4 separate regions of the Mus musculus genome follow, and regions 1, 2 and 3 are each linked to region 4. The links are chromatin contacts, found by POLR2A ChIA-PET in ENCODE. All regions are on one chromosome and are shown on one strand. Each heading gives the region's core, a stretch centred on a gene start or an enhancer-like site at or near the end of the contact. The rest is flanking DNA. Distances are from core to core; before and after follow the strand shown. Region 1 holds the start of Ddx41 (DEAD box helicase 41). Region 2 holds the start of Lman2 (lectin, mannose-binding 2). Region 3 holds the start of Mxd3 (Max dimerization protein 3). Region 4 holds the start of Grk6 (G protein-coupled receptor kinase 6).

Evidence for each region. ChIA-PET counts read pairs that join two places held with the same protein, here RNA polymerase II (POLR2A).
Region 1: POLR2A ChIA-PET joins it to region 4 with 15 read pairs in Patski. The contact joins the promoter of Ddx41 here to the promoter of Grk6 in region 4. POLR2A ChIA-PET finds 5 or more read pairs at or near these places in 3 of 5 experiments (Patski and embryonic stem cell).
Region 2: POLR2A ChIA-PET joins it to region 4 with 12 read pairs in Patski. The contact joins the promoter of Lman2 here to the promoter of Grk6 in region 4. POLR2A ChIA-PET finds 5 or more read pairs at or near these places in 4 of 5 experiments (Patski and embryonic stem cell).
Region 3: POLR2A ChIA-PET joins it to region 4 with 24 read pairs in Patski. The contact joins the promoter of Mxd3 here to the promoter of Grk6 in region 4. POLR2A ChIA-PET finds 5 or more read pairs at or near these places in 4 of 5 experiments (Patski and embryonic stem cell).

The regions. Positions count from the first base shown.
Region 1 is chr13:55,535,256-55,537,955 of GRCm38, reverse strand. It overlaps Ddx41 (DEAD box helicase 41), which reads left to right and starts at 1,298. Exons shown (of 17, transcript NM_134059.2): 1 at 1,298-1,475; 2 at 1,550-1,660; 3 at 1,911-2,070; 4 at 2,152-2,226; 5 at 2,337-2,397; 6 at 2,531-2,667. The coding sequence starts at 1,449. Gm46416 (a long non-coding RNA gene) reads right to left here and starts at 1,961. Exons shown (of 5, transcript XR_003950651.1): 1 at 1,864-1,961; 2 at 1,069-1,756.
Region 2 is chr13:55,361,418-55,364,117 of GRCm38, reverse strand. It overlaps Lman2 (lectin, mannose-binding 2), which reads left to right and starts at 1,335. Exons shown (of 8, transcript NM_025828.3): 1 at 1,335-1,730; 2 at 1,879-1,997. The coding sequence starts at 1,529.
Region 3 is chr13:55,328,305-55,331,004 of GRCm38, reverse strand. It overlaps Mxd3 (Max dimerization protein 3), which reads left to right and starts at 1,274. Exons shown (of 6, transcript NM_016662.5): 1 at 1,274-1,407; 2 at 1,631-1,736; 3 at 2,362-2,391; 4 at 2,521-2,635. The coding sequence starts at 1,338.
Region 4 is chr13:55,444,063-55,446,762 of GRCm38, reverse strand. It overlaps Grk6 (G protein-coupled receptor kinase 6), which reads right to left and starts at 1,432. Exons shown (of 16, transcript NM_001112711.2): 1 at 1,203-1,432. The coding sequence starts at 1,254.

The DNA of each region.
Region 1 (2,700 bases), core at 49-2,548, 91 kb before region 4:
CCTGAGCCACCCTCCAGCCCTGCTAAATGCCATTCTTAGCAAGCGTCTGCTAGGCTCTGCAGTTAACCCATACTCTTCTCCTCCCCCAAGGGAGCAGGAGCCAGACCACAGGCTCACAGCTCCTGCTTCTCAGCCTGTTTCATTTTTAGGAAAGGGAAAACAGTTGTAGCCTTTTCTCTGTATTGGTTAGCTTTGTTTTTCACACTTAAAACTGCTCTTTAAAATTCCAGTTGTGGCAAGAGTTAAAGTCTGGTCAAGTACCTACAAAGTCTAGCTTTGGCCTTCAGCACACGGTCACCAGCTAGGTGACTCCTGACTTTCTTTCACATTCCCCACCCCTCCACAATTACTCTTCCATTATGAATTCCGGGTGTTTGTTTCTTTACCATGAGTTCTTACTGTGTAGCCCCAGCTGGCTTCAAACTCAGATCTGCCTGCTGAGTGCTGGGATTAAAGGTGCATGCAACCACCTGGCTTTTGGATTTTAATTATTCTTCAAGAGAGGCTACTTGCTATGAATATCACGAAAATTGATTTGCACTTCCTTTGTGATTTCATGCTAGGTATTGTGATTATACACAATCCCAGCACTCATGAGGTTGAAGCAGGAGGATCACCACAAGTTTGAAGCCAACCTTGGCTACATGGCAAGACCCTCTCTTAGGTTAAAAAAAAATCATTTTATTTCTCCCAATCTCAGAACACTTTGGCACTCCATGGTGATCGATGCACCTATTACAGATAAAGACTTGGGAAGGAGCAGCCAGCACTAGCTCTGTCTTTCCTCCTTAAAGTAGGACTCCTAACAACCTGGGCCCGTCTCCTTACCTCACACCAGCCCCTGAGATCTCTGCAGATGCCCCAAGGAATCTGGTTATTTGCTCTACACTCTCAGCCCCTTTCCTGCTCTCTTGATGGTGACTCCTCCCTCCACTAACTCGAAAACCCAGATCCAGCATCTCTTCTGTGCTATCTCTAGCTTCCCAGGTGGTCACTCTGAGATGTATATCATTTACACACATAACATACAAGGTTAAAAAAGACCTTGACCATTATTTTACTTCTGACCCGTCGGAACAGCGGTGTTATCTCACGTTAATGAATAATATTTTGCGAGCACCGCTTGCAGGGCTGAAACTCCTGGCCGCCAGAGGGCACAACGCTCCCCGGGAGCGTGCGGGAAAGGACAGCGTGCGGAGGGTAGGGCGTGTTCAACAGATTCATCCTTTAACCCACGACTTGGATCTTCTGCGCATGCTTCAAATCCTCCCGCTACCCACAAGGCTTCGCCAGACCCAATTGGCTCCGCTGCGCGTCCGTAAACGCGCTGGAAGAAGATTGTCCCGGTTCGCGATCCGGCGCTCACGCCGTTGCTAGGCGACCACAGCAGTTTTTCCTATCTGATTGGAGCTCAGATGCCCTGGCATTGCGCATGTGTGCAGCCTAAGATGGAGGATTCGGAACCGGAGCGGAAGGTGGGACTGAGGTTTGGTCCACGCGAGGGGGTGCGGGCAGGGGGAGGGGCCGCGGCTGACTCGGGTCTCCGCAGCGGGCACGCGCGGACGAGGCGACCGCGGGTGGGAGCCGCTCCGAGGACGAGGATGAGGACGACGAGGACTACGTACCCTATGTGCCGTTGCGGCAGCGCCGGCAGCTACTGGTGAGGGGCCGCATCCCTGGTGCAACGGCGACATGTCCCCGGCCGTCAGCGGGAGGGGGGATCTGGGGAGCTGTAGTCCTACCTTGGGTCGTGGTTCTGAGGAAGACCAGGGACTAGTGAACCTGAGTTCCGGACAGACGTGCGCCTCAGTGCACACGATCCCCTTCCCGGAAAAAGCCCTCCCGGGTGCTGTGCCCCCTCACCTGCTGGGTCCTGGGCTTGGCTCTGAGGGACACTGCTGGGACCTCAGCTCCAGAAGCTGCTGCAGCGAAGACGCAAGGGCGCTACGGAGGAAGAGCAGCAGGACAGTGGCAGTGAGCCCCGAGGAGATGAGGACGACATCCCGCTGGGCCCTCAGTCCAATGTCAGCCTCCTGGATCAGCACCAGCACCTCAAAGAGAAGGCTGAAGGTGGGCCTAGCAGGAAGGAGAGAGGACGGGCCTAGGCCGCAGTGCTCCTGCTTCTCTGACCTCTTCGGCTTCTTTTCTCAGCACGCAAGGAGTCCGCCAAGGAAAAGCAACTGAAGGAAGAAGAAAAGATTCTGGAGAGTGTGGCTGAAGGCCGAGGTACCATTATAGTTGGTTCAGAGCAGAGGTGGACTGAGCCACCTCCTCCCGATTTCAAAGGCGAGACCTCTTGGGTGGTCTTGCTCATTGAGCCATGTCTGTCTCCTCAGCCTTGATGTCAGTGAAGGAAATGGCCAAAGGCATCACCTATGACGATCCAATCAAAACTAGGTATGCCTTTCCAGTAAGTATATGAGGTTGGGACTGGCAGTGGTACCCTGACGCCCTGCTGTGCGGACTGGGGAGGGAGCTGCCCCACCATACTCTACCGTGTTGCCCTCTCCTGCCCACCACCTACCCATAGTTGGACACCCCCGCGTTATGTCCTGAGCATGTCTGAGGAGCGGCATGAGCGAGTTCGGAAGAAGTATCACATCCTGGTGGAGGGCGATGGTATCCCGCCACCCATCAAGAGCTTCAAGGAGATGAAGTTTCCTGCAGGTACCCGAGGAGAAGGGAGACACCGTGCTTTAT
Region 2 (2,700 bases), core at 86-2,585, 83 kb after region 4:
ACTAACACTGTCTTTAGACACACCAGAAGAGGGCATCAGATCTCATTACAGATGGTTGTGAGCCACCATGTGGTTGCTGGGAATTGAACTCAGGATCTCTGGAAGAGCAGTTAGTGCGCTTAACCATTGAGCCATCTCTCCAGCCCTATAGCCAGATCTTATGGAGGCATTTTCTCAACTCAAATGTTCCTTCCTTTCTAGCTTGTGAAACGTTGACATAAAACTAGCCAGCACACTTCTGCTGGGCGGTGATAGTGCACACCTTTAATCCCAACACTTGGGAGGCAGAGGCAGGCAGATTTCTGAGTTTGAGGCCAGCCTGGTCTGTCGAGTGAGTTCCAGGATAGACAGGGCTATACAGAGAAACCCTGTCTCAAAAAACCAAAATCAAAACCAAAACAAAACTAGCCAGCACACTTTTTACTGAACACAAACTTTTTTGGGGTTTCCTATCAACATCACTATTACATACAATTTGTTAAGTGTTACATGTAATCTAGAGATGATTTAAAGTATATTGGAAGGCATGCATAAATAGCACATGTCTTTAATTCCAGTGCTTAGAAAGGAGAGGCGAGTAGATCTTTGTGAGTTCAAGGCCAGCCTGGTGCAGTAAGTACGCCTAATCCTTGGGCCATCTCTGCAGCCCCTGAAATCAGGATTTCTAAGGTAAATTTAAGCTCCTTTTTTTTTTTTAAAAAAAAATAAAAATAGTACTGGCAACTAAACTTTTTCCTAAGTAGATTAATAGGTACAATAGAATGGTATCTGGGCTAGAGACCACAGTGTTCAACTATCCGGAGCCAGTTGTCCTGGGTCCTTCCACACACACTTGGTGTGTCAACAAGAACTGATACTTTTTGGAGTCAGATGTCTTCCGGCGTTCCCTGAGGTTCCAGGTCAGAATCTGATCTGCTCCTCCTGCTTCTATCTGACTGCTGGAGTCATTGCGGGGTAGAGGAGGTCCTCAAATAACTGGCCTCTTTTAAGTCTCCAGAGGCGTGGTACTAGCTTGAGGTGGCCTAAAGGATTTGCCCCACCCACCGAGTCACTCCAGTGAGGCTTTCCCACTGTACTGGAAAGGTCACTTCAAAGTCACCATCTTTTCAGAAGCTTAGGACTGAGCAGGGTGCTCGGCTTGCACAAGCAGACCGCGAAACTACAAGTTCCAGCATGCTCCGCTTCGACGACGCTGCTCGCTTTCCCCCGTCCCAGGAGAGACCTCTGCATTTCGTTGGCCTGCAAGCCTAACGTGCTGCTCCATGATTGGTTGGATCCCCTTGTCGCTCATGAGAACCCTCGGCCGTGGCCGGCTGTCAGGCGACCAGGAACCTCCAAAGTTATGGAGCCGCGCTCTACTGGGATAGGAGGCTGGCCAGCCAATAAGGCTGCCATCCCGCTGGCGGCGAGGCTTTCCTTCTTAACTCTCCTGTGATCCTAGTTTGGAGGGCTTCCGGCCGGAGACCATTAGAAAAGACACCCGGAAGGCGGAAGTCTTAGGGCGGAAGTGGCCGAGAGAACAAGGAGAATGGCGGCCGAGGCCTGGCTTTGGCGCTGGGGCTGGGGCTGGGGTCAGCGGTGCCCAGGGAGGCCTGGGCTTCCTGGCCCCGGCCCGAGCCCCACGACATTTCTACATTTGCTTCTGTTGCTGGGGCCGGTGGCTGCGGATATCACCGACGGCAACAGCGAACACCTCAAGCGGGAGCACTCGCTCATCAAGCCCTACCAAGGTGAGGGAGGCCTGTAGCTGAGGGTGAGGACGCGGGCCGAAGTGGGATGGAGGAGGGCATGGCCCGTTCTGTCGAGCAGAGCAGCGCAGCGCAGTAGATTTCTGGCGCGGCCCTCTGAGCACCTGTCCACGTCCGTCTCTGCCCACAGGGGTCGGTTCCAGTTCCATGCCGCTCTGGGACTTCCAAGGCAGCACGATGCTGACGAGCCAGTACGTGCGCCTGACCCCGGACGAGCGCAGCAAAGAGGGCTCGATCTGGAACCACCAGGTGAGGCTCTCCCAAGAGGCTGAACATGACCGTTCACTGACACAGTAGTCCCTGCCTCGTCAGCAACCAAGCTTAGTAGATACACGTGCTCCTTTTTTTTCTTGTCCTGCCGATTTTTCTGTCCTGGTCGCACAGATCGTTCAGAGCGACTTGTATAGTTACTGTATGTCAGAAAGTGTGCGTGACTCTTAAAACACTTTCACCTCTTTCTTCAGAAATCACACAAGGTAAGTAATGATGTCTGCTTTTTTGATGGCTTACGAAGCAAGAAGCCAAGGTGCAGAGTTGAACATCCCTGAAGTCATAGAACAAGAAATGAGTGGAGTTGTCAGACTAAATCGAACCCACTTAATCGAGGGAAGGGCGAAACTTTATCCTTACGGCCTATTTTACTGTGTGTAGGGTACTGACCTTGCCAAACCTTACCAGATTTAGTTCTCAAACAAGGTGTTTGGAATGAATAGATTTCGTGACTTTATGCTGAGGTAGTATATAGCCACCGAATAGAATAAACAGTATTTCAACTGATCTTTCTGATCTCCACTCTTATCAATTCCCTTGATACACCCGATGCCTCCTGGTTAGCAATGGGAGAACCCCCCTTCAAGATATTTAACAGTCCTAGTTACCTTTCTCTGTGCTAGGTTGAGAGTCTTGTTAGCTATATCTACACTGAACTTACTGGCTGTGGCCTTTGCCTTTA
Region 3 (2,700 bases), core at 25-2,524, 120 kb after region 4:
CCGACATTTGGGAACTGGAAGGAGTATCAGGAGGTCGCCATCTTGGGTTACATAGCAAGTTTGAAGCTAGATTGTTGCACATGAGATCCTGTGTCAATTCGCTCCTCCTTCTCTTCCAAGGGGAACGCACAAGAGCCTGACTGCTGACCGGAGCTGGGCAGACCTTCCGGTGTCTCTCTCCATAGCCACCAGGCCTTTCAGTCTACAAACTGTTACACAGTAGCCGCAACTCTTGGATTTAAAAAAAAAAAAAAAAAAAAAAAGGCGATTTCCCTTGGGAAGACAGCCTCTTCCGAAGGGGCCTGATTGGCACGTGACTGTGTTTTCCTAAGGCCATCTGTTCATAGTGCCCCCTCTCTGGTCCACTTGACTCTCAGAATGCCCCATCATTCCTGACTCATAGGTATGGCTACCCCTAGTGGCTATCCAGGAGCCTCCACCGGATGGCTAGCAGAGCCTTGTTCTAGATGCCACCCCGCCCCCCAGGGGCTGTCTGGTTGCAATGGCCCTAATGAGAGACGTATGTTTGCTTGCTGGCATTAGTTGTAACCACCGCAACGCTGTCTCACAGTACGCGAGTTGTCGTCACACCTAGCAGTGGCCGCTGAGGAGCTCCAGAACTCAGGGTGAGACAGTGTGTTTCATGCCCTGGCTTGGGAAGCTATCAACAGCCGACGTTTTCACGACGCCATTAACCTCCCTGCGAAGGACGGGAGAGCTAGGAGGGATTCCCATTCGAAGACCAATGAAGGGCAGATACGGGGCGGCCCGTACCGTGTCCTGCGTCCGCGCCCCCAACACAGGCGCGTGCGCATCGCCGTCTCTCGTAGCTCGCCCCCGCCCTCCTCGTCCGGGTTTTCAAATTTGAAACCGGCAGCTTTTCCCGCCCGAGTCGGGGCCCCCGCGGCGGGAGAAGGCGGGGCCGCGCATCAACCAACCCAGTCTCCGAGGCTCGCGGCCCGCCCGGAGGATGTGGCCGCGTCCCGCGCGCACGTGTAGCCCAGGCCGGCGCCTGCTAGGACCGGCGCGATTGCCTGTCGCAGGAGTGGGGCAGCTTGCAGCGCCCGGTGTCCGGGCTGCCTGACCCGGCGGAGGGTTCTTCCCTAAAGCGCAGAGCAGCAGCCCAGTTCAGCCTGGGCGGGAAGAGGCGGGCTGGGCTGGGCAGGGCGGGGCGGACGGGGTTCCCATGGGCGGGGCGGGGAGGGGCCAGGGCGGGGCGACCGGGGGCGGGGCGGGCCCTGTGCTTGTGGCACCGTGTCAGTTACATTGAAACAAAAGTGGTAAGGCGGCTGACAGGGCTAGCATCCCTAGCCCGCTGGTCGTCGGCTGTCGCCGACATGGAACCCGTGGCTAGCAACATCCAGGTCCTGCTGCAGGCAGCGGAGTTCCTGGAGAGGCGCGAGAGAGGTGAGGACAGACCCCGCGCGCGGGCTGAATTTGGCTCCCAACCTGGAGGGAGCAAGGCTGGAGGGCTGCTGGCGCGCTGCCGCCCGCACATCTATTGGAGTTCGCAGGCAGCCGGGCAGGGAGTGACTGGGGAAAGGGTCCTGGCGCCAAAAGCCTTTCCTTGACTTCGCCGTGCCAGGGGCTCCAGCTGACGGGCTGTGTTGCTGTGTTCTCTCTCTGGCAGAGGCAGAGCACGGTTATGCGTCCCTGTGTCCACACCACAGCCCCGGGACCGTCTGCAGGAGGAGGAAGCCACCCCTGCAAGCTCCTGGCGCGCTGAACAGTGGGCGGTGAGCAGGGATGGGGCAGTGTAGGGAGGGATGCTGGTCCTTAGCTGTCCCATCTAACTCTCTTCTCACTTCCTTGTTTGTTCTTCTGGCCCAGGTACCCTGCTCCATCCGCCTTTTCTACACACACACACACACACACACACACACACACACACACACACACGGCCCAGGTACCCTGCTCCATCCGCCTTTTCTACACACACACACACACACACACACACACATCACATCACATCACACAGGTCATTCACACTCCTGAATTGTCTCTACTACAGGCTTCTGCTTTTCTGTTCTTTTGCATATTCTGTTTCTTTAAAATAGTTTCCCCTCTACTGATTTCTCTGACAGGCTTATTTTTTGATCAAGTGTCACATCTGTCCAGGGAGCCTGTCTTGCCTGGCTGTCAGGGGCGAGACCCCGCAAGTACCTGGGCAAGTGTCCTGTATTTTTTGGTGTGTGTGTCTGATTCCTTTAGTCACTACCTGGGGTGTGGTGTCCTAAAGGAACCCAGGCCCTCACGAAAGGCTTCCTTGGCGCAGCTATCTGTAGTGAGGTCTGAGCTGCACAACAGCCTGGGGTTGAGGATTTGCACAGTACCCTCACTTGATCCCCTTGGCATTCACAGGTCTGTGCACAACGAGCTGGAGAAGCGCAGGTGAGTCCCAACCTGGCTCTCAACAGTTCCCGGTCTCAAGGACCATCTTTCTCAGACCTTTCCTCCCTTGCCATCCCTCTGGCTAGGGAGGTGGGGCTGGTACTGCCCTCCAGACTCCTTCCCTTGCAGGAGAGCCCAGCTGAAGCGGTGCTTAGAGCAACTGAGGCAGCAGATGCCCCTGGGAGTTGACTGTACCCGATACACTACACTAAGCCTCCTGCGCCGGGCCAGGGTGCATATCCAGGTGAGGAGCTGTCTCTTGTCTCTCTGCTTGGGAGACAGTGTGGTCTTGTGGTGTGGATGGCCTGG
Region 4 (2,700 bases), core at 183-2,682:
CGAGGCAGAACAGAATCAGCAGATGCCCCCAGAGGCTGAGAGGAAGGCCCAGCCCCTGAGCTTGATAAGGGACAGGAGATAAGATTGCCTCCCTTGGGCACTAGGGATCCAACCTGCCCATCCCATTTCCAGGTAACACCTCTCTGGGTGTGACATGCACCAAGTAGGCAGAGGACATCAGGGACTGCGGCACACTGGGGACTTGTCTGAGCTACCTATAGACTCTACTGGGTATCTGCCTGACCCTAGGTCAATTACAATCTCTGATCTGAGCTTCAGTTTCACACCTGTAAACTGATATAGAACAGCGAAGCTGAAGGTTCCTTCATCATGGAAACCCAGCAGAAAGTGGAAAGCTGTCACTGTGTCCCTCCCTGGAGTTCCAAAAAGAAAAATCTTGTTGGTGTTTGCCCACCAGCACCCTGGACAGAGTAGGGCACTACAGGTATCTAATGATTATGTCACTCTATGTCGTTTGTCTGGCTCTAGTCATCTAGGACCCATAGAGCCAAATAACATCTGGAGTGAAACCAAGGAAGAGCAACTCCGCACCATATCCATGTGCGCGCACACACTAAGTCGACCAGACTGGCTTTTAGCCCTACAGTCCTTATAGCCCGTTATGCTCGTCTCTCATTTATTTCCCCGGTGCATCTGCCCTAGTAGGTCAAAGGCTTGCTAAATGCCAAAAACGTTACCCATGCACCCGTTTTTAGTGCCCAGAAGCTCCAGGTGAGTGGTGGTTCTGCATGTAATGTGTGTGTCCAGAAGTTTCCCCCTGTCGGTTGGGTTGTCTATACAAAGGCTCGGCTCATTCATTCTCTAATCTTTACCGATTACCAACTTTGTGCCGTTCAGGGCATCTGGGCCTGGGGCACGTGGGGCACCTTCCTGCCTCTCACGTAGAAGAGGCCTCACACGCATTCCTCTGGGGCTCATGTTCCACCTTTTCCCTTCCTTCCCTTTCTTCTTCATCACCCCCAAACCCGACTTGAGGCCCATGGCGCGACCCCCGCCCCTCCTGGGCCCCGGGTTCCGGGGGCAGAAGCGGAGGGCCGGAAGGGCTCATGTCTGCGCTTAAGAGTCCGGGTGCAGACTCCAGGGCACGAGGATAACTGGGGCCCGGACGCCTCATGGAGCTCGGAGGTCGCGCGCCCGCGATCCCCGCGCCCAGGCCTGGCCGCCCGCCTGCCTGGCCTCACCTTCCCGGGCCTTGAGTAGCACCGTGTTCGCTACGATGTTCTCGAGCTCCATGGGCTGCAGCGCCGCCCGGCCCGCCAGGCCGCGCCGCCGGCCGGGACCGCCCACGAGAGCCGGAGCCGATGGCGATCGGCGCGGCTCGGCTCGGCTCGGCTCGGCTCGGCTCGACTGACCGCGCCGCGGCCTCCGGGCCCCACCGGCCTCCGGGCCGCCGCCGCCCGCCGCGTACTCTGCGCCCCTCCCGGTCCACCGGCGCCCGCCCCGCCCCGCCCTCTGTTTACTTGGCTCAGTCAATGGGCGAGCGGACGCTCCCCGCGCCGGACTACTATTGGTCAGCCTCTTTCTCTTGCCCCGCCCACGGAGCCGGGAACTCGCTCCCTGCGGAGAGGGGGAGGGCCCCGTTGCGTCGCCGATTTCTGGTTGGACTGCGGACGGGATTCGGCCCCTAGGTTCGAATTTCTAGGCCTTCGTAGGATGCCGAGCTGCCAATTAGGGCCGAGCCTCTGCCGAGAAATCGGAGGTGGGGCCTCTCGGGAACCACGCCCAGAAGACCCAACATCTGATTGGATTAAAGACGTGTCGACCATCCAGCTTTGCGATCTGATTGGGTGAAAGGATGGGGGCGTGGCTGTGTGTCTGGTGCGCCGACGGGATTTCTAGGGTTTTGTTGGGGACACGCTGTGTCTCCTGCCGGCTATCAGGTAGCTTGGTTAGAATGGGTGTCCTGCCGTCGTCCCTTAGGTCAGCTGCTTCAGAAGGGCGCGCTTCCAAAGCTAGCAGAGGACCGAAGGAAGCTATTGCCTTCCCAGCAGCGCTTGCCTCCAATTCAGCCGCACCCCGCACCCCCGTACCCCGCCCCCGCAGCCGGATGTTGTGATTTCTCCCCTCCCACCCGTCCGGCGCCTTCGGCCTCTGCTGCCTTATAAGGCAGCGCAACCACCCCAAGTCGTTGAGGATGAGTTCACACCCATTGTACAGGTGGGGACCTGAGGCGCTGGATGTTGAGTGGCTGGCTGCACGCGGAGACCGGGAGTGGGGGGACAGGTCCGAATTTTGCATCTCATCAACACAGTGTAGTTCAATCCCCCACTTCCTCATCACCACCCCTTTTCGCACAGCAGGAAACGGAGGCTTGCCCAAACTCGGGAATTAAGGAACAACCGGATTCAACTACATGTTTTTGATCCATATTCATTCATTTTTGAAAAAAAATATATATATACTGCCACTGCTTTTTTTTCCCAGGCACCCAGCCAGGTGCCGGATATAGTGGTAACAGCAAGAAAACCAAACTCTCAGTGCTTACGTGCTAGGCGGGAAGAAAGGTGGTAGCTGTCCTGTAAGTGAGCACATTAATGGGTGGTTTTAGAATGAATGCTACTAAAACAAAGAACTAGAGAGGACGCTTTGTGGTGCCTCGCATGCCCCCCCCCCCCCCGCCCCATGTCATTAAAGGACCAGAGTGGTCACAGGCTATGACTTTTGAGCAAATCAAGAAGC